2 separate regions of the Mus musculus genome follow, and region 2 is linked to region 1. A link is a loop called in an ENCODE intact Hi-C map of the cell type or tissue named here. Cell type or tissue: left cerebral cortex. All regions are shown on one strand. Each heading gives the region's core, and the rest is flanking DNA. Links, peaks and the distances in the headings are about the cores only. Region 1 holds the start of Vpreb1 (pre-B lymphocyte gene 1). Region 2 holds the start of Fgd4 (FYVE, RhoGEF and PH domain containing 4).

Evidence for each region. Hi-C counts contacts between places; a loop is a spot of excess contacts. Peaks named below come from ENCODE experiments on the same cell type or tissue, not always from the same donor. Only the 100,000 strongest peaks of a DNase experiment are listed, where the experiment ranks them.
Region 2: a loop joins it to region 1, with 5 times the contacts of the local background. A loop is called at or near these places in 3 of 42 quality-filtered maps.

Annotation. Positions count from the first base shown.
Region 1 is chr16:16,865,401-16,876,600 of GRCm38, forward strand. It overlaps Vpreb1 (pre-B lymphocyte gene 1), which reads right to left and starts at 3,855. Exons shown (of 2, transcript NM_016982.2): 1 at 3,666-3,855; 2 at 3,001-3,578. The coding sequence starts at 3,711. The coding sequence ends at 3,196. Top3b (topoisomerase (DNA) III beta) reads left to right here and starts at 5,336. Exons shown (of 18, transcript NM_011624.3): 1 at 5,336-5,655. In left cerebral cortex, for the core only: a CTCF peak has its summit at 5,275; DNase peaks (open chromatin) are centred at 5,353 and 5,743; H3K4me3 peaks cover 1,731 bases; H3K27ac peaks cover 1,272 bases.
Region 2 is chr16:16,591,190-16,602,389 of GRCm38, forward strand. It overlaps Fgd4 (FYVE, RhoGEF and PH domain containing 4), which reads right to left and starts at 8,789. Exons shown (of 17, transcript NM_001301817.1): 1 at 8,589-8,789. The coding sequence starts at 8,739. In left cerebral cortex, for the core only: a CTCF peak has its summit at 5,585; DNase peaks (open chromatin) are centred at 5,640, 8,830 and 9,098; H3K4me3 peaks cover 1,220 bases.

The DNA.
Region 1 (11,200 bases), core at 1,263-9,262:
TCCTATCATAGGCTCAGGGCAAGAAGCAGCCACAGACCACAGCTTCCTGCAGTTATCCAGATGTAGCCATCAGACCATCCCCTTGCTCAACACTCAAGATACCTGATTCTTCTTTGTGTAGAAGGCTGTCTCCTATCCAGATACTTCTGTCCTGCTTTGATAGCAGAAAATACCCCTCTCCTCACACACAGAACCTAGATTTAAATTATATATGTATGCATACACATGTGTATGTGATCGTAAGTGATGTTTTTATAAAAAGATAAAGGGGGGTATGTTCTGGTGGATGTGTGGTGAGGTGTGGGGAAGCGGGTACCTCAGCAGACCCGTGCTGAGGCATCCCTTCCCCCCCCCCCCCCCCGAGGGACCAGCCACATGATCTGGTATAGTATAGAATAGAGTTTATTCAGGGCATGGGGAGGGGAGTCAAGAGGGTAGTAGAGACAGAGGGGGGGGGTAAAGGCCAGCCATGATCATGGGGAGAGAGGGGGAGGGGAATGGGGAGAGAACTGGAGCAGGAAGACAAGAGCAAGAGAGAGCAAGAATGGGGGGGGGGGGAAGCAGCCCCTTTTATAGTGAGTCAGGCACACCTGGCTGTTGCCAGGTAACTGTGAGGAAGTACTTAGAATGCAAACAGTAAGTGTATGTTTGTGCTTTTAGATCATGAAATGAGAAAGGGGATCATGAAAAGAATCTTAAAAGTGACAAAAACGATGATGGAATGCAGGTGACATGAAAGCAGAAAAGGCAGGGTTATCTGTGTGACAGGAGGCCTGCCACAGGAAGCAGGGGGCAGGGCAGTCACAGACTTGGAAAGCAGAATGTATAATAACAAAGTACTGAGAAAACTGGGCCAATTCCAGGACAGACTTCAAATTGCAGTTAAGGAGACTAGGCTTAAAAATGGGCAAGTCCAGGCAAGCACAAGCAAGTCAATAACAAATGGAAAAAATTCCAGGCTCCAGCCTTCACGCCCAGGTAATGGAATGTCCCAGCCACTTGGCCTGAGGCAAGGACAATGGGGCAGCAGCAGTTTCTAGACTTCCTCAGCTACTTCCACAGTAAGTTTCCAGACCTCCCCATCAAGTTTCCAACCCCCACACCACAGTAATGGAATGGCCTTAGGGATGGGCCCAACAGATTAACACAGAGGTCACCTACCCCAGTAGCATGATGTGCTTTAAATCCAGCCTGCAAAGCTCACTTGGGTGTGTCTCTATCTGGCAATGGGGAGACCCCCTGCATGCTGCACTTCTGCAGAATAAACACTCTTTGTGTTTACATACTATTTGAGTTTGGGATACCATTCTTTGGAGAATCATGAACCCTTACAGTACAATAACACAAGTGAATAAAAATGCCAAGATGAAACCCATTACATCATATGCTACCCTGAGACATAATTTTTAAAGATGGAAAAAAAGTGGGGCTCAGTGATCATGAGCACTTGTTACCAGAGGACCCAAGTGTGGTTCTAGTTCTTAGCACACATCAGGCAGGTGTAAGCTCCAGATTCCATGCCCTCTTCTGGCCTCCACAAGCCCCAGCGTTCATGTGGTATGCACTCATGCACACACACACACACACACAAATAAGAAGTAATTTCAAACTTGGAGGCAAAGGCAGGCAGATTTCTGAGTTTGAGGCCAGCCTGTTCTACGAAAAACCACAGAAGAAGAAGAGGAAGAAGGAAGGAGGAAGGAAGAAGAAGAAGAAGGAAGAAGAAGAAGAGGAGGAAGAAGAAGAAGAAGAAGAAGAAGAAGAAGAAGAAGAAGAAGAAGAAGAAGAAGAAGAAGAAGAAGAAGAAGAAGAAGAAAAAGAAGAAGAAGAAAAAGAAGAAGAAGAAGAAATAAAATCATTTCTTAAATGAAAAATAAATTACAAACTGGGAAAAAGACTTGCCCTTGGTATCCATGGTATATGGCTCCATGACCCTCAAATACCAAAGACATGTCCTTTGTATAGAATGTCATATTTGCATATAGTCACTGGTGTGTTACAATAGCAGCTCTAGTCTGAACACAACACACTTGGAACAAGCAGTTCCACGTGTGAAAGGTGAAAGGGAAGAGGTGGTGGCAGAAAGAGAAGGGGAAAAAGAGAGAGGGGAGAGGGGCATTCCCCTTATTTATATGGAAAACGATGTAATGCAGGTAAAGATGGGGGGGTGAGCCAAGTGGATTCTGGGAATATGGTAGCTGTTGCCTTGGTAACGGGTCTGTCACCTATGTGATGTCATAGGTTTGGGAGGTCCTGATACCAGCAGTCACCTTCATTAATCACTGGTTTATAATCAGAAATGTGCGGTTTTTGCCAACTCCATACCAGTTGTGCTAACTCAGGTATTTTGAGGTTAGATTCCTGTTCTTCAGTATAGACTGTAACAGGTGCCTCACCAGAGTATATTTTATTCTTCAGCTTTCAGAAGATACTTCAAGAGGGCCTTGGGTCCTTCTAAACACGAGATCTTCTGATGTCAGGAACTAGGTGTTTGAGTGGTCTTCATGAGCCAGGGTTGAAGCCTAGTTGAGAATCGAACCCAGACAGACTTAGCTGAAGTTTGGTCAAAGACCTTTGCTAGTTTGCACCAACTACAACCTACTTCTAACAGCAGAGAAAATGTGGAGAGCACACCCCAGTAGGATTACAGGCTAGGTAACACAAAGGTCTGTCCATCCCAAATCATCACTCTAGTAACAATGAGGTAAACCTGCTCCACACCTGTCACTTGGCACCTGCTCTCCCCCAAAGTAGAGGCCCAGGGATGGCATTTGCTGGGCTCCTTTGCTCGGTAACTGTGGAGATGACAACAGGAGACCCCATCCTTTGCAAGAAGGTCCCCCTCCAAGATGCTTTTATCATCCATTTGCCCCGTGATCATAACAATAGGGTTCAGACAAATGTTCTGCCTCAGAGATGGGTACCTGGCCAAACTGAGCATGACCTTTGACCTAGCCAGCTCTTAAACTTGTTCTGAGATCACAAACCAGCCAGACCAAATTCAGTAAAAACAGCTTTAATTCTACAATCCAGCCTCCAATGGGGGCTCATAGCAACACCGCAGAACAAGGAAAAGCTGCATAATTCCATCTTCTAGGCTCTGCAAAACCTCACGTTCTACCCCTCCTTCCCATACCAGACTAGCCGAGCAAAGCAAACTCTGTCTTCAGTTCAGGGTCTGAATGTCTCCAGAGCCTAAGATCCCAAATCTGTATACGACTTTTCTCCTTCCCACTCCCTCTCCATCCTCTTCTTTTCCTGGCTCCGGAGCCCCACGGCACAGTAATACACAGCCTCGTCCTCAGGCTGCAGTTCAGAGATGCTCAGATACCCCAGGTTCCTGGTCGTATCTTTGGACCCGGAGAAGCGAGGTGGGATATCGGGACCCTGGTGCTTGTCTGAGTGTGAGAAGTATCTCAGCAGGAACCTGGGAGGGTGGCCCGGCCTCTGCTGGTACCAGTAAATGCTGTAAATGCCAATGTTATGGTCGTTGCTCAGGGTACAGGAGAGGCGGATGGTGGCTCCAAGGGAAGAAGATGCTAATGGTGGCTGATGCACCATGGGCTGAGGGCCACAACCTGAGAAGATAGAAGCATGTCCATCACTGGGGCAGAGCAAGGCCATAGGAGGAGCAAAGAAGCCCTGGGCCCCAAGAGTTTCCTTACCTGTGAGATAGGCCAGCAGCATGAGCAGGACAGACGTCCAGGCCATGGCTCCAGACCTGCAGCACCCTGCCCCCTACAGCCACTGCTCCTGGGCCCTGACCAGCTGGGAAGCACTCTCCTCCCTGCTTTGGGGAGAGGGTCACTGCACCCCTGGTTCCTGCTCACCACCCTCCCAGGCTTTCTGGGCTCTGTGACTCTGTCACTTACCAGAATGGTCTAATGGAAGCCTTTGTGGCTCTGGGTTTGACCCAGGGAAGCATTCTGGGAGGAAGCACCTGCTGGAACGTCATGGGCCAGAACCCAGGACTGCGGGCTTGTCTCCCTGAGGGAGAGTGACCTCAACTCCCCTTGAGAGGCTGAGCCCCAAATAAGCAGATCTGTAGTTCACTTTAAATGCCTGGTAAAGGGGACAAGAGTTTTCTCCTTAAACCTAAGCCTCATATCAGACCCCAAATATGTGTGGGAGCAGTCACTGGGCCTCTTTAGATGTTCCTCTACCATATGTGAGCACACTAAATAAATCTCCTTCCTCTGCTTTTTAGTATTATCTCTTTTAATTACATTTTTATTTTCATTTCTTTTGTGTTCACATGGCCAGCTTGGCAGCCACTGTCTGCCTGCTGAGCCATCTTATAGGTTTCTTACTTGTCTCGTTGACAAGTTGGGGCTGTCATAGCCAGTCTTGGTAACAAAAGGATGGCTTAAAAACATAAGTTTGAGGCCAGCCTGGGTCCACAGTGAGTTCCAGTGAGTTCCAGGATGGCCTTGGCTACATAATGAGACAATCTGAATATATACATACATATATATATATATATATTTTTTTTTTTTTTTAAGACAGGATCCCACTATTTTGCTCTGGCTGGCTATTCTGGAACTCAATGTGCAGATGAGGCTGGCCTCGAACTCACTGAAATCTGCCTTTCTCTGCCTCCCAAGTGCCGAGATCAAAGTTGTGAGCCACCATACCAGGCTATTAAAAAACGGTATGCTAATAAAGTCATCAAAACTATTTTAAAACTTCCATAATTCTAATACTCTAAAAAAATTACATATTATCTTCCAGATACATTAACACAAGTAGTGTGGTCTTCAAAATTTTAAAAGGTGCTTTGTTTTGTTTTGTCTTGTATAGCCTATAGTCCCAAGCTGGAATGAAATTCACTATGTAGCCCTGAATGACCTCTAACTCGCTGTCTCAACCTTCTGATTGCTTGATTCCTGGTAAGAGCCACCATCCCGCTCACAGATGTTGCTAACACTGAAAAAGCCTGCTATCTGAAATGTTTAAATTATTTTAATTATTGGGCTGGTTAAGTGGTTAAGGACCTGGGTTCAATTCCCAGTACCCATATGGCAGCTCACAACTATCCCCAGTTCCAGGGAATTTGACACCCCCGCACGGATGTGCATATGCAAGCAAAACACCAATGCATATCAAATAAAAATAAACTTTACATTTTTATTTTAATCATTAATTGCATATTTTCATCAGTTCTCGTAATCATACTGACAATCGTCATTAATGTCTTCTCCGGATGATTTTTTGGAGACACAATGGAGACTTGGGGAGCCCCTGCTGCTCCCAACAGGAAGCAGACAGCAAGGCACCCGGAACTCACCAGCCTCGGAACTTGCAGACACCTTAGTGTCGACATCGGAGGGCAGATGAGGGGACGCCACAGACGGACAGAGCCGGAAGTGAGTTCGTGAGTGGCCACCGGGGAAAGCACAGCCGGAGCGAGAGGCGCAGCGGCACGGCGGGTGAGCAGTGGGATGCTGGCTGCTCGAGGAAGCGGAAGACGCTGGCTTTCCCCAGGCATTTCCGGAATGGTAGCAGCGCTCCGACCCGGGCGGGGGCGTGGGGGAGGGTCCTGCCCTGGCGCGGCTTTTTCGCCATCCAGCCCTCGCCGTGGGGCCTCTGGGCGGCGGTGGAGCCGCGTTTAGTGGGCAGTGGTCGCTTTTCCAACGAGCTCCCCGCGGCCCCGAGGTGAGACGTTTCCCCCTAGTTGAGGGTAGGGAAACCGGCTCAGGGAAGTTGTGCTGCCCACAGAGGCTCAGGCCTGCGGTTTGCGTTCTTATCCGAAGGTTCCACTCGCTGCCTCCCGGAGCCTGCTCTGTCTGGAGACCCAGGCTGTTCTCGGACTTGATCTCTGCAGATTAGGAGAAAACTTGGGTAAACCAATGAGCTAGAGTCGAGGGCCAGCTAGTTATGCATAGGGAAGAACGGATGACCTCTCTTAACCTATTTGGAACCCGGCCTTTGGGAACAGGACTGTGAAAAGCCAGGACGACTTGGATTTGATAGCCAGAGAAAGGGGGGAATTTTCACCGTTCGCCAAGGTCCCTTGTCGCTAGTCTGAATTGTTATGCACTGCGATTTATTCTGGCTTTTTAAACTAGGATGATGAGATGGCTCAGCGCTCTTACAACCAAGGTTCCGACCCCGGGAACTCACGTTGTAAAAAGAGAGAGCTGAATCCCACAATTTGTCTTCTGACCTGTGACCGGCAGCATGTGCGTGCCCATACATATCCACACACAAAATAACTGTTTATTTGTTTGTTTAACTTTAACTCCTATTTTATAGCAATGTTGGTAGACAGAGCTGCAGCATACTAGATACAAAGAAGGAGTTAAGAGACAGGCTTATTTTCCTGGATCTGTAGGTGATTAAAAGTCACTGAAGTGTTAAATTCTTAGATTTCCCATGCTTTGCTGACCCCTTTTGGGGCTCCTCAAGTTAAATCCACTACTACATAATACAAAAAGAAACCTCCATATTTACAGTGCTTTCCAAGGGACACTGATTAGTGAGGTGTGGCAAAGAATGGGCAGGTTGTCTTGCTATTCTCTCTTTGCAATCCACACCTAAATAGCCCTTTGCTTACCTAACTCCAGAATAGGACAAACTATAGTGTCAGAGCCTTGGCAGAAAAGACTTGGTATATCATGTAGGTTTATGTTAAGGAGTCTTATTTAAGTGATCATATATAAAAATTTTGGCTAGACATTTTGGTGTACTCCTGAATTCCCAGCACTCAGGAGTTGAAGATAGGAAGATCAAGGCCGTAGTGGCTATATAGTTAAGAGGCCAGCCTTGGCCACACAAGACGCTGTCTTTGCCCAATACACACACATACACACACACACACACACAGCAAAAGCTTAAGTGAATAGTGTTGTTTCAGAGTCACAAAGTGTGAGTGTGGTGTGTAGGTGATGCTTATAAGCCATCAAGTCCAGGTTTTCTCATTGGTTTTCACTTTGAAATGGAAGATGAGCCTTAATTAGGGAAGTCTTGACATTAATCACAGTTACAAAAGCTCTCTAGAGTAGAATCTGGTCTAGGTAAAGGGAAATGTTCCTGTCAAGGCCCTGGATTGTCTAGTTCTGTACCTTAAAAGAAGAAAAAAAAAATGTTTTAAACAGCTTATTGCTATGTAACTGAGTATAGCCTAAAACTCAAGCTTCCCCTGCCGCATCCAGCCTCGTGAAAGATGCAGTTACAGGTGTATGCCAGCATACTTGGCATTAGAAATCTTTTTTCTTCCTTTGAAATAGTGATAGAGCATTACAAAGTCCCCTTGTGCTGAAGTGCTAAAACTACTTACTTGTTTTGAGTCAAAGCTGAAGATAAATGTATATTCAAAGTGGACGGCAGCTGCATAGCCTGGCAAGTGGACGGCAGCTGAGAGCGAGTTGTGCCTTTCTATTACTGACCTTTACCTGGATATGTGACAGAGTCCGGCTAAGGCAGCGTGTCTGTGTCTGAAGGGACTTGTCAGTCTAGTCAATAATTTGGATCTTAGGTTGTAGAAGAGAAGAAGAGATACAAAATTCCCAAAACTTGGAAACCAGAGAGAAAGAATGCCTAGAAATAGAAGTGTTTGCTGGCAGTAACGTTAGGTGTTGCTGCTGTTGCTACTGCTGCTGCTGTTTTTAATGTGATGAGGTCTCACTGTGTAGCCCTGACTGTCCTGGAACTCACTGTATAGACCAGGCTGCCTTCAAACTCATGCTAAGAGATCTACTTGCCTCCTACCAAACCCAACATAAAGTAAGTTTTTGGTTTGGTTTGGTTTGGTTTTGATTTTAATGATATATAAGCATATTATTAGTTTTACAGGTAAAACTGTTGTCATGTATTCAGAGATTCATTCAATTGTGTTTGCTCACCATCTACTACTTCCCATTAGAGTGAGAAAAAAAAGTCCCTGCTGTCACATAGCTAGCTTATTTTTCAGGAGCTATAAGGTAAGAACCCGATAGGAGTCTATATCAGGCTTAGTAAGTACTACAGGGCAATATAGCAAAAACATTCTTAGAGGCAACAGGATAGAGCACAGGTTCTAGAGCAAACAGGTTCAGGGTCAAATCCATGTCCTACAACTCCAGCTCTAGTGTGACCCATGTTCCCATTATAGAACAATATGATGACAGTGTCTCCATCCCAACCACAGTGGCAGGACTGTCCCAACACCTAGTACTTTCTTTGGAAGAGACAGGAACTTTAAAAACCTTCATAGAATAATCTGTTTCCAGTTTTCCTTTCTGGCCTCTGACTCCTCTATCTGATAGAACCAAAACTTCCCCAGAATGGACATCAGAGGCTATGACAATTCCCAGTCATTTCTTTTCATTGCTCCAGCAAACAAGCATTGCACACTAGGTACCAAAGAAACAGCAATAACCTAGATAAGCCATGGATAGACAGGCCTGCGGTGCCAAGTGTGGTTCTCAGGGGGAGTTAGGTCAGGAAGTCAGAGGCAAGACAGTTTTTGAAAATACTTGGCTCTTGTGTGAAATTTTATATTTAGGGAAAACATTCAAGTTTTTACTTGGGGCAATTTTTATTCTTTTATGGCCCCAGAGCAAGGACTGTAACAGCCCAGGTTCACCTCCATACATGATAAGGAGTAACAGAAACCCTTTTAGTGAAGGAATTTTCATTGACATCTTCATTGTTTCTAAACAGTGCTCTTTGCTGACTACTAGGTTGTTTCTGATCTTTACTTTGAATGATAATGCTGATGACAATTCCCCAGCAATGTTTTCTCACGGCTGTCTCATCTGGTCCTTCCATCACAGTCCTGTCTGCCTCACAGGGCTCACTGTCCACGTGAACAGTCTCACTAGCACTTATCATTTGTTTCTGTGCTTGCTTCTCAGTAAACCTACAGCTTACCATTTCTGCTAGATTAGCTAGCCAGCTTGCACTGTGATCAGCCTCTCCACTTTCCCAGTGCTGGGATTCTAAGCCCATGCTACCACATCTTGCTCTTCATGTTGGTCCTAAGGATCAAACTTGTGTCCATATGCTTGCACGACAAGCACATCACTCACTGAGTCGTCTCATTAGGAAGCAGATGTCTCACGTCACCTTTACCCAGAAGGTTGACCTTGTCTGAACAAAAGTCTTCGGGTTTTAAAATATATACAATAGTGTATTTATAAATATTAATGCAGCTAGACATGGTGGCCTAGGACTATAATTTTGTCACTTTGAGAGACTGAGACAAGAGGATTGCCACCAGTTCAAGGTCAACCTAAAATACAGAGTAAAACTCTTGTTACAAAACAGTAATGTTGTATGTCTGTGGATCAAAAAGAAAGGGAGACTGGAGGTATGGTTGGTGTTAGGATACTTGCCTGGCATGCATGGAGCCCTGGGTTCAACCCCCAACACAACAACAACAAAAAAAAGGAACGTGGGGCTGGAGAGATGGGCCCAGGTTCAATATGTATCACCCATGTGGTGGTTGACAACAGTCTGTAACTTTATTTCCAGGGAATCAGCACCCTCTTCTGGGCTCCACATGCAAATATTCAGGGGAAACATACATATAAAACATATATATATATAACAGATATATATATATATTATATATATGTTATTATAAAGAAAAAATACATCTTTTTTTTTCTGTTTTATTTTGTTTGATGTGGTTTTGGTTGGTAGGGTGTTTGTGCTTATTATTGTCTTTTGTCCTCCCCTGCCAGCAGGTTTCAAATGATATATCCTGCCCAGAAAGCTACATCAGGGGCCAACAGTGGTCCAGATATGAAGTTTGCATGTCCTCTTGCAAGGTATAACTGGCCATAGCACAATGTAATGTGAGTTAGTTAAGACAGACACCTGGACAAGGGGTATGGGTATGGGAGAGAGGCTTGACACCAGTACACAGCGTTAGAGCTCTGAGGTTGGGTGCAGCTCCATGCTAGAGCTTGGCTTCTATATCCAGCACCAGAAAGAAGAGGGGGTCACCAAACAGTATTTTTCAGGGTGGTAGAACAATCAGGGAGCACAGGCAGAGCCTCCAAATGAATTCATTCTTCCTTTCTCTCTTTCTTTCTTTCCTTTTTGGGGTGGAGTGGGGAGGGGTTGTTTGAGATAGAATCTCAAGTAGTCCAGGCTGGCCCTGAGTTCCCTAGTATGACTTTAAACTGTTGATTCTCTTACCTCTACATTTCAAGTGCCCAAATAGGGTTGTTTTGTTTTGTTTTGCTTTGCTTTTAGGTTTTGGTTCTTTTGCTTGTTGGGTTTTTTTTAACATCTTTTACTAGAAAAAAATTTTTTCATATATTATATTTTGATCATGTTTTCCCCTCCCTGAATTCCTCTCTACATCTCTACCCACCCAACTTTGTATTCCTTTTTTTTTCTTTTAAAACACACACACATACATACATACAACCATACAAATGAAAATCAAAGTAAAAAAGCAAAATATCAGTAAAACATAAAATGTCCAAACATAGCAAAATGAGACAAAAAGACTACAAAGGTACTCTTGGATCATTTTGGATTGGCCAACTACTGGGCATAGTGCATGCCCTGAGGTGTAGTTAATGTATACATTGAGACTCTGTTATAGAAAATTAATTTTTCCTTTGCAAGTTAATATCAATTGCAGATAGCTTCTTGGTTAGGGATGGGAGCTCTTATCCACGTCTTTCTCTCAGTGCTGGGACCTCATCTGGCTGAAACCTGTGTAAACCTTGTGCATGCTGCCACAGTCCCTGCAAGTTCACATGTGCATTAGTTGAAGTCATCCATTACCTCTGGCTCTTAAAATATTTTTTCTTCCTCTTCCACATAACCCCAGATCCCTGAGGAGAGGGGTTTAATAAAGACATTCCATTTAGATCTGAATCTCTTACTCTCTGCACATTGTCCAATTATGAGTTAGTTCCTATCTGCTACAAAAAGAAACTTGGATGACAGTCAAGCAAGGTGCTGATTTTTGGGTATAGAAGAATGCCATTAGGAGTCATTTTACTGCTGTGTTCCTATAGCAGAGCAATGGCATTTGGCTTTGCTGTAGGCCTGTGAACTGTCTAGTATCAGGTTCTCAGCTGCCTTAGCAGTGTCAAGGATGGCTTCCATCTCATGGAGTGAGCCTTAAATCTTATCAGAAAGTGGTTGGTTACTCCTATAACATTCATACCACTATTGCACCAATATGATTTGTAAGTGTCTGTTGTCAGTTGCATGGATTATAGCTAAGATACTGATGCTTTCTCCTCTGGTA
Region 2 (11,200 bases), core at 2,179-10,178, 270 kb before region 1:
CCTGTACTGGGGAATATAAAGTTTGCAATACCAAGGGCCCTCTCTTCCCAGTGTTGGCCGACTAGGCCATCTTCTGATACATATGCAGCTAGAGACACGAGCTCTGGGGGTACTGGTTAGTTCATATTGTTGTTCCACCTATAGGGTTGCAGACCTCTTGAGCTCCTTGGGTGCTTTCTCTAGCTTCTCCATTGCGGGCCCCGTGTTCTGTCTTATAGATGACTGTGAGCATCCACTTCTGTATTTGCCAGGCACTGGCATAGCCTCACAAGAGACAGCTATAACAGGGTCCCTTAAACAAAATCTTTCTGGCATGTACAATAGTGTCTGGGTTTGGTGGCTGATTATGGGATGGATTCCCGGGTGGGGTAGTCTCTGGATAGTCCATCCTTTCGTCTTAGCTCCAAACTTTGTCTCTGTAACTCCTTTCATGGGTATTTTGTTCCCTATTCTAAGGAGGAATGAAGTATCTACCTATTCATTGGTCTTCCCTCTTCTTGATTTTCTTGTGCTTTGCAAATTGTATCTCGGGTGTTCTATGTTTCTGGGCTAATATCCACTTATTAGTGAGTGCATATCTAATGACTTCTTTTGTGATTGGGTTACCTCACTAAGGATGATATCCTCCAAATACATCCATTTGTCCAAGAATTTAATAAATTTATTGTTTTTAATAGCTGAGTAGTACTCCACTGTGTAAATGTACCACATTTTCTGTATCCATTCTTCTGTTGAGGGACATCTGGGTTCTTTCCAGCTTCTGGCTATTATAAATAAGGCTGCTATGAACATAGTGGAGCATGTGTTCTTATTACCAGTTGGAACTTCTTCTGGGTATATGTCCAGGAGAGGTATTGCTGGATCTTCCCATAGTATTATGTCCAATTTTCTGAGGAACCTCCAGACTGACTTCCAGAGTGGTTGTACAAGCTTGCAATCCCACCAGCAGTGGAGGAGTGTTCCTCTTTCTCCACATCCTTACCAGCATCTGCTGTCACCTAAATTTTTGGATCATTATATATTCTTTGGCCATTGTACTTTTCATGCTGTGATAAAATTCCAAGAACAACTTGCTGAAGAGTTTATTTTGACTTACTACTCCAGAAAAGTCCATCACTGCATACATCCAAACAGGAAGAGAGCTGAAATGTACATATCCATACCCAGGAAGCAGATAGTCTGTCAAATCTGTAAACTGTCAAAGCTTGACTCTACTGTTATATTACTTACAACATGGCTGCACCTCCTAAGGGGTCAATAAACTCCCAAACATTCCCACCAACTGGATGTCAAGTGTTCAAATACCAGAGCCTACAAGGATGTTTCTCCTTCAAATCACCCATTCATTCTCTGGTTCCCATAGTTTCATGGCTATCTTATTTAATCCAACTTCAAAAGTCCCACAATTTTAACAGTCTTAATACTGTTCAAATGTTCAAAGTCTCTTTTGAGATCTAAGGCTGAGAAACCAGGAGTTAGACAGACTCCTTGGTAGGAAGACACATGGAAAGGCCTGGCTAAGGAATAAGGGTGGTAAATTTACAAGATGACCTCCTGGCTTGAAACAAGAGCCTAGCAGCTTTTGTTTCCCACAAGCAGGCCCCCTGTGGCTCAAGGCCAGTTTGAGACATATCACACATAGTTGCAGACCAATCAAGCATCCAGTCTGTGTCTAAACAGAGCAACCCTGACATAGGAGAGAAAATTCTTCAGAGCCTTTGAAACCCCCCAAGCCTGTAAAAGAGACTGGACTGTCAGTTTTCCAAATCCCCACTCTGCCTTGAAGAGGGTCTTTTCTCTGTGTGATTGCTGCATTTATATGTCTCCTCACACCCAGGAAACACATTCTTTAACTCTGATTCTGTCTGCAGTGCTTGTGATTTCTCTGCTGCTACCACTTATATTATAGACATTTCCTGCCTTTTAATTCTCTGCTTTTAACTGGCAGAGAAAATGAACCTGATCAAGACCCCTAGACTACACCATTTCAAGACTACTAGACAGCCTCCAGTAAAATAAAAAAAATTATATATTACAAACATAATGACACAGAATGTACACTTGTATTCCAATATAGAAGAAGGAGGGCATATTGAGGAAAGACTGGACTGTGGGAAAACCAAAATTGAACTGGGCAAACATTGGTCTTATAACTCCATACCCAGTGTCACAGCTCATATGCTTCACCCCTTCAGCTTTCTTGACTACAACATACATTCTTTCCTGGGCTGGTTCTATTCCAAGTCTACAGCTCTCCCTGGCAGAAGTCTTATGGCTCTGGCATATCTAACATTTTGGGGTGCCATCAAAATGTTTACCTTTCAGTTTCATGCAATGGCCTCTACTGCTTTACAGGAACTACACAGCAATGTATTGTCTTGCTTCAGCATCTCTCTAAAATTGTCAGGAAATATCCATCAGGTCCTTTTCTCTTGCATCTTTCATGCCTTCAAAGCCAGTTACACATAAACAATCCTGCCAAATTTGGCTGCAAACTTAGGATGGACTCTCAGACTCTTTGACTCCATTAGCAGCAGTTTTTGTATGTTAAAGCAATTGCTTTCTAGAAATGAGCCACCTCTTAGGCTTTCTTCTTTCACAAGTTGTAAACTTAGCCAGGAGGGGATCTTACCCTGAAGGCACCCTTCCCAATGTTCTAGTACATAGGAGGAAATAGCCACTTAGTGGCATTTTTTTTTTTTTTTTTTTAGGGTTTCATTGCTGTGAAGAGACACAATGACCAAGGCAACTCTTATAAAGGACAGCATTTAATTGGGACTGGCTTCTAGGTTCAGAGGTTCAGTCCATTACCATCAAGGCGAGAGCATGGCAGTGTCCAGAAAGGCATGGCACTGGAGGAGCTGAGGAGCTACATCTTGTTCAGAAGGCAGCTAGAAGACTGACTGACTCCTCAGGCAGCTAGGGGGGGTCTCAAAGCCCTCCCCCACAGTGGCACACTTCCTCCAACAAGACCACACCTACTCCAACAAGACCACACCTTCTAATGGTGCCACTCCCTGGGACATATTCAAACCACCACAGGCATTAATCTTCTTAACATTCTTTTTTTTCTCCAAACTGTATATTTTGTATTTCTTTTAGTCCCATTTGCTCTTCTCTGTAGAGCTGCATAAGAGCTCTATAGAACTGCATAAGCATTTTATAGGCTCAACATTATTTACAGTCTTAAATTTTTTCTCTGCCAAAATCCTGTCCCTTACTTTTTTTTTTTTTTTTTTTTTTTTTTTTTTGGTTTTGGCTTTTCGAGACAAGGTTTCTCTGTATAGCCCTGGCTGTCCTGGAACTCACTCTGTAGACCAGGCTGGCCTGGAACTCAGAAATTCACCTGCCTTTGCCTCCCAAGTGCTGGGGTTAAAGGTGTGAGCCACCACACCCTGCTCTTTTGTTGTTTTGTTTTGTTTTGTTTTGTTTTGTTTTGTTTTTGGATACCCCTTACTTTTTAATTCAGCCTTGGGTAAATTCTTAGGACAAGGGCAAAAAACAGACAGATTCTTTTCTTTGCCAAAATGGCACACACTACCAACAGAAACACTGTTCTCTCTAAAACTTCTTGAACTGGGCCTCCATACATACTTCCACCTCTGGAATTACAGTCTGGACTATGAGTGCTAAATCCAGTAGAACACATTTCTGGGAAGAAAACAAGATGGAGAGACAGCTGAGAAATGTAGACTATGTTATTAAAGGCTTTCCAGAATACAATGCTCCTTTCTACCCACTTCATGCAATGTCCCTCAATGGGAAAGCCTCTTTAGACGTAAGGCCCTAAACACTACAACTCTCATTAGTCAATCAACTTTGTAGACTCTCGACCATGGGCTGAACTCTATACAAGAGACTTTTTCCCCCTGCAAACTTCCGTTTTCTACAGACTGTTGTTCTCACTGCAGGCACTTCATGAGATAATGGGGTAGGAAAAGAAATAAGCTACTGAGTTAGCAGAAACAACACTGAGTAGGAACAATGGCCTCAATCCCAAGCCCTCCATATGTTCCACTCCACAGGAGGAAAAAGGAAAGCCTACAAAAAGGCTGGATAAAGCCCCAAATAAGATGGTAAAAGTATAAATACTCAATAATTACAATATAAACAGGATAAAAATCTCACCTGTCAACAAAAACATTTTCATCTTACACTGTCTGTATTCTTTAGAATGTATAAATCAAATTATCCTGGGCTGTCTTTAACCCCTCAATAAGCATCCTCCACTGTCCACCTCTGTGTGTAACATAGCAATGTCTTTAAGTATGAGGTGTGAATACTTCAGGTGTGTGTGAATGAATGCCTCCTACCAACCCAGAAGCCTGTAGAGAAGACGTCATCTGAGTTCCTGCTGCGAATTAGAATCCATGGGAAGAAACTGTTCTGCAACGACCAATTTTCCCCATGAAGAAATCGATCTTGAGAGCATGAGTAACCAAATGGCTTCTTGAGCTGGTCTGAGACAGAATCTCAGTCTTCAGACCAGACTGACCTGCAGCTAATAACTCACTTGTGGGCTTTGAAAGTATGATAACCTTCTTGCCTCAGCGTCCATATGCTAGAATTACAGGTACAGGTAACCATGCTTGGCTGTCTTCTAAATCTTAAAACATTAATTCAGAGGCTGGAGAGATGGCTCAGCAGTTAAGTGCTCTGGTCTTCCAGAGCACTAGAGGGTCAATTCTTAGCACCCACACGGTGGCTCACAACAGTCCGTGACTCCAGTACTTGGTGATCTAATGCCTTCCTGCCGCCTTGGGCACCAGGCATGCACATGGTGCATAGATCAACATGCAGGCAAAACACAAATACACATAAAATAAAATTCTTTTAAAAATTAAACAGTGGGTCCACAATTGTCAAAATACTCCTTCCAAGACAAAGGACTACCTGAGTCTCTTACTCTTAATTCTGAGTGCTCTCAAGCACTTCCTTAGGAGTCTTGAAAACACTGCCTAAGGGGATAGTAAACATCCTCAAGCTAGACACCTTCAGGTTTGAATCCTGGCCCCAAATCACCAGTTAATTTCTCCAATCAACTTAATGACTCTCTTTGTACATCAATCCTCTTACTAGTATGATTTTTGTGAAATAAATTTATGTACATCTATATTTATGTGTATCACAACAAATTTCTTTTAAAAAAAAAAGACATTCTATGATAATAGCTACTGTAGCATGTAGGGGGAGAATAGTCATTTGTTCGTTCAAGTGATACTAAAGAATTTCTTAGTGGCAGATTTGGGGAGACACAGGAATGAATAAATGGCTCCTGACAACTGATGTGTGTAACCTTACTTTCACCATCCCAGTCCTATTGAGTATCACCACTTCCACTGTGCAGGGGAATCTCATAGCTAGTGATGGAACCGGATTCACGAGTGCTACATGACTCCCAAACTTCTGTCTTCAACATTTTAAACTTCACCTCCCTCATGTGAATACTTAACATCTAGTCAAAAGCAGAGATGCAGTCTGTAGACTTTGTTTTTATTATTTTTGACACACAATAAGAGTACTGTTTAAAAGAGAGTTTCATAGCCACAGAACAGTGGCTAAACAGTGACAGCTGAGTTCTCTTTTTGTCCACTTGGTGGTGTTGTTTTGATTTTGTTGTCACTGCTTGCTTGGTTTTGAGGCAGAGCCTCAGCCTATGCTGGCCTTCACAGCAACCTTCATTGCTCAGTCTTCCAAATCCTGGAACCACAAGAGTTTCCACCAAGTTCTTGTTCTTCTTTTACTTTCTTCCTTCCTTAAGAAAAGTAACATTCCTCTGGAAGACTGTCCACTCTGATTCATCTCAATTGTGCGGCTCCCACATATAAATTTTTCCCCCCGAAGGAACTGGCACTTCCCAAGAATTTAATTTGGCTTATTTTTTCCATGAAGGAAACAGTTATTTAATAATGGATGGTTTGGGGAGATTTAATAAGGAAAGTCAGATTTGATTCAAAGGAAGAAACATTCTACACTTTTTTCTTACATTCTTTACTTTCAACAGGTGTTTTAGAAAACTAGGTCCTTTTCCTTCAGTTGCTACAGATTTTATTGTGTGAAGGGAGCAGCCACACCTATTCAGATACAAGTAATTCTTTCCCAAGGTTGACAATAATACGAGAAAAGGCTGACTCACAGGAAGGGCAATACTGATACAATATAACAAAACTAGAAGGGCAATACTGATACAATATAACAAAACTAGAAGGCTCTGCTGTAAGCTCTTTACTTCTCTTAAAACTGCATTTCCTCATTGTATGGGGGAGCACTCATGTGTGCACCTCCCACCAGAACTGATTCTCTTCTTCCATCATGCAGGTACCAGGGATGGAACTCAGGTCATACGTTTGGAAGCAAGCATCTAATTTACCTGCTGAGCCTTCTCTACTGTTCATAGGTACTCTATTTCTTTTTTTATTATTATTTAAACAAATTTCTATTAGATATTTTCTTCATTTACAATTCAAATGCTATCCCAAAAGTCCCTTATACCCTCTGCCCACCCTGGTCCCCAACCCACCCACTCCTGCTTCCTGGCCCTGACATTCCCCTATATTGGGGCATATAATCTTTACAAGACCAAGGGCCTCTCCTTCCATTGATGGCCGACTAGGCCATCTTCTGCTACATATGTAACTAGAGACACAGCTCTGGGGGGTACTGGTTAGGTCATGTTTTTGTTCCTTCTATAGGGTTGCAGGCCCCTTTAGCTCCTTGGGTATTTTCTCTAGCTCTTCCATTGGGGGCCCTGTGTTCCATCCAATAGATGACTGTGAGCATCCACTTCTGTATCTGCCAGGCACTGGCATAGCCTCACAAGAGACAGCTATATCAGGGTCCTGTTGGTAAAATCTTGCTGGCATATGCAATAGTGCCTGCGTTTGGTGGTTGATTATGGTATGGATCCCTGTAAATAAATCTTTTTTTGTTTTGTTTTTGTTTGTTGGTTTGTTTTGTTTTGTTTTTCGAGAAAGGGTTTCTCTGTATAGCCCTGGCTGTCCTGGAACTCACTCTGTAGACCAGGCTGGCCTCAAACTCAGAAATCCACCTGCCTCTGCCTCCCAAGTACTAGGATTAAAGGTGTGCGCCACCACTGCCCGGTGGTACTCTATTTCTGAAATTGCTAGAGATTCCCTTTGAATTTAAAAATTAGAAGGAGGGCTGGAGGAATGGCTCAGTGGTTAAGAGCACTGACTGCTCTTCCAGAGGTCCTGAGTTCAATTCCCTGCAACCACATGGTGGCTGGCTCACAGCCATCTGTAATAGGATCTGATGCCCTCTTTTGGTATGTCTGAAGACAGCTATAGTATACTCAAATAAATATATATTTAAAAAAATAAAAATAAAAATTAGGAGGAGAAGACCAAATTTAAAAATTAGGAGGAGAAGACTTCAGCAATGGATGGAAAAAAAACCAAAAAACAAACAAACAAACAAACAAAAAACCAGGATAGCTGGGCATAGTGAGTAGTAGCCTGCTTACCCAAGTGCCCTGAATTCTACTCCCAGTATGGGGGTGGGGGAATGGGGAGGGCACAAATAAATAAAAGAGCAAACAGAACCCTTTCTCCTACAAGCATAGCTGCTTTGCAGAAATAATTTATAGACTATACTGTGACTCTTGAAAGAGGATGTTTCATATTTTGATCGTCTCTTCAAAGCATTTGAAAATAAATCTAGTAACATAACAGAGGCATCAGACCAGTGTCTGTGCTGAAAACAACGGGTGACAAAATGCGATGACAAAGCAAACCATTTTCACTTAATAACATTTTCATTCAGTTTGGTGAATCACAGCTAGAACTGGAAGAGATCTCCAGAATACTTTATCAGTTTCTTACTTCTACAGGAAATGATTACAGAGGACTCTCCGTGATCCAGTTCATGCATCATCTCACATCCTGACTTATCTAACGTGAACACACACTTAACACACCATCCATCACGATTTTCTGTCATGTGCCTTCTATAGCTTCGGGACAAGGAATAGACAGCATATTTACCAGTCTCGACATTGATCATATTGATAAAAACACAAAGCTGCTTGCTCAATCATTACAAAATGAAAGTAAAGAAGGGTGAGATTTCTTTTTAAGATTCAAAATATTCAAAAACATAAACATTATCTGAGTGTTTGACTTTTGCCCTCGGGAAGGGAGCGCCAGGGAACTAAGGTCAACTGAGCAGAGGAATTTGGTGAATCTTAAACAGCAGTATATTGAAAAATAGGTTGTACAATTCCTAATAAAGCTTTTTCTAAGGGCACACCTTTAGTTTTTTAAGAACAAGCTGGCCATATTCTTGAAGCTTTGGGAGAAAGAACAAACTAACTAGGAATAGTGTCCTGCGGGGTAACTAACCTGTGAGGATCCCTTTCACAACAGAAGGCAGCCCTTTCCCCCAGGTCCTCAACAGCCAAAGGCACACACCCACACCCACTCCACTCCTAACACCCCGTCAAGCCCCCAACACGCGGCACGCCCTCCGCCAGTCCCCAACACAGGCGTCACGCCCCCAACACGCGCGGCACGCCCCCCGCCGGCCCCCCAACACGCGGCACGCCCTCGCTCCGCTCACCCACGCATTACCTGCGGCCTGGCTGGGTTGCGCGACACGGTCAAGGCGCCGCAATTGCGGCGAAGGCCTGCTCCAGGGCCGGGGGATCCCGGGCGGCAGGTAGGAGCCTGACTTCCGCCGGATGGCCACCCGCCTGAAGTTATGGTCGCTCTCGCTGTTCATGGTGGCCTGCGGTCACTCCCGCAAGCCTTGCCCCGCGCGCGTCCAGGTTGCGCGACTCCCTGCGCTCCCTCCCCGCGCAGGCCTCGCTTCCCGGGCCTGCGCTCCGACTCCGTCGTCGGACTCTCCGGCAGCGGCCGGCCCAGGCCGCCCCCGCTGCACAGCCAATCGCCAGAGTGCAGCGCGGTCCCGCCCGAGCGCCGAAGAGGCTTGGGGGGGACCGGCGTCGCCCATTGGCCCAGGGGAAGGCAGAGTGCACCTGCCTGGCTCACCTGAACCTCAGAAACGCCTCATCAGCTTACTTACCGACCACGCCCTGGGATGCTGGAAGAACAGTCTGGCTGTTACTCACCACACTTTCAAGAGCCAAAGTCTCCCAGGCTACCGCGCTGCAAACTTTAGGTAAGGAAACCCAGCTTTGAAAATGACTGAGAAGCCGGAATTCCAGATGCACCGCCGGCTCTTGGAAGAAGCGAATCAGCTTGCCGGGAGCGCTGTTCAAGCAATAAGGAAGCGCAGCTCTCACCTTAAAGGGAATAAAAGTTTCTTCTGCAGCCCTTTTGAGTAACCATGGCCCAGGAACACAGATTTAGACAACCTCAAATTCCATGTTCCAATGCGGAAGCAGTCTTAGAGTTTCACAGAACAAAGAAAGTCGTAAATCAAGGCAAGTTTAAAGTCCATTGGTAGGTATATCAGAGAGGCGGTTACCAGCAAGATGGAGGTTTTTGAATAGGCTTGAGATACTATCTCGTGACATTCTTAGCTTTGTGGTTGCTAGAAGTCATCTAAGTCAGTCAATAGATTCCAAAGGTTAGTTTAATCTGTTAGTCATGGGATGTTAGTTTTAAAGTAGAGGTGGACAAGAAATGACTGTTCCCCTGGGCTAAAGCTAGGCCAAGGTAAGTTAATTAGCCTCTGGGCTTGCAGCGTTCTAACCTCTCTACAGTACTGAAGTTCTAACCAGCCAGTCAGTCGGTGCAGACAGATTCCCTTCAGATTTCATCCACAGAATAACACTGGTTTCCAGAACAGCACAAGACCCAGTTTATCATGACCACTGTTAAAGATAATGTAGTAATAAAGTCAACAGATTTATGAATATGAAGCAGTTTCCAATGTACATTTCCACGGCAGAAAAAGGACATGACCACAGAGAAAAGACAAAAGTAGCTAACATGGTTACCTGGCTCAAGACAATAGCTTTTTTTTTTTTTAAAGATTTATTTATTTATTATATCTAAGTACACTGCAGCTGTCTTCAGACACTTCAGAAGACACTTCACACACTTCAGAAGAGGGAGTCAGATCTCCTTACGGATGGTTGTGAGCTACCATATGGTTGCTGGGACTTGAACTCAGGACCTTCAGAAGAGCAGTCGGGTGCTCTTAACCGCTGAGCCATCTCACCAGCCCGACAATAGCTTTTAAAGTCCCCTAAATACAAGAAAAGTTTGTCCTCTCTCTCTCATGAACAGACTTGCTCTCAAATCCCCATCTTATTGATTTAGGATATAGTACCTTACTTAAAAAATAATTTAGGACTTCACATTGCCCTCCTTCTTTCATCTAGACTTAGTTGCATAACAGACTACATGTAATTTTCCAACTCTACAGAGTTGTGAGATAAGTTGACTCCAGCCTTTAGAGAGGAGAGAGATGAGCCTGGGGATGCCTGCTTATCTGCAGCTCAGGAACATTTTAGCACACTTCATACTGAAAATGGACCATAGCAACTCATTCCTAACACTGCCTTCAGGAATTTAGTGATAATGCACTAATGTGCTTTAGAGTTCTTTTTTTCTTCTTTTTTTATTGGATATTTTCTTTATTTACATTTCAGTGTTATCCCCTTTCCTGGTTTCCGCCCCTCCCAGAAAGGAAACCCCCCTATTCCATCCTCTATCCCCCTGCCTCTGAAAGATGAAATTTCAAGACCTGTAAGTCATATAAAGTACTCAGAAATTGCTGGTTGTTTGTGAGCCTAGAGGCTGCCTGGGGCTGAGAAAAAAGAAAAACAAACCCGGGTATGCCCCGTAGCTAAAACATTCCTGAGAACAGCTTAACCTTAAAGATAAAGAGGAATGTGAGGACATAACAGGCTATCTGAACTGAGTCAACAACTCACAGAACTCTGACACCCTGCACGTACATGTAATTCTTCTGTTAATGTTTAAATAAGCCAATAGTGTGTCACTATGCTGAATTCCACACCCCTAAGCCCCTTACCCCATTAAGACCCCCTAGTTTTCGAGCCTTGGGGTCGAATCCACTGTCTCCTGTGTTAGATACGTTTTGACCCAGAGCTCTGTCATTAAACTGCCTCATGTGTTTACAACAAGAAAGGATTCTCATGTTTCTTTGGGTTCTCTCTCTCTCCCGAGGCTAGAGTGGGGGTCCCCGAAAGGGGGTCTTACACCTCTATGTGAGTGTTCCTCTACCCACCCACCCACCCACTTGCAAC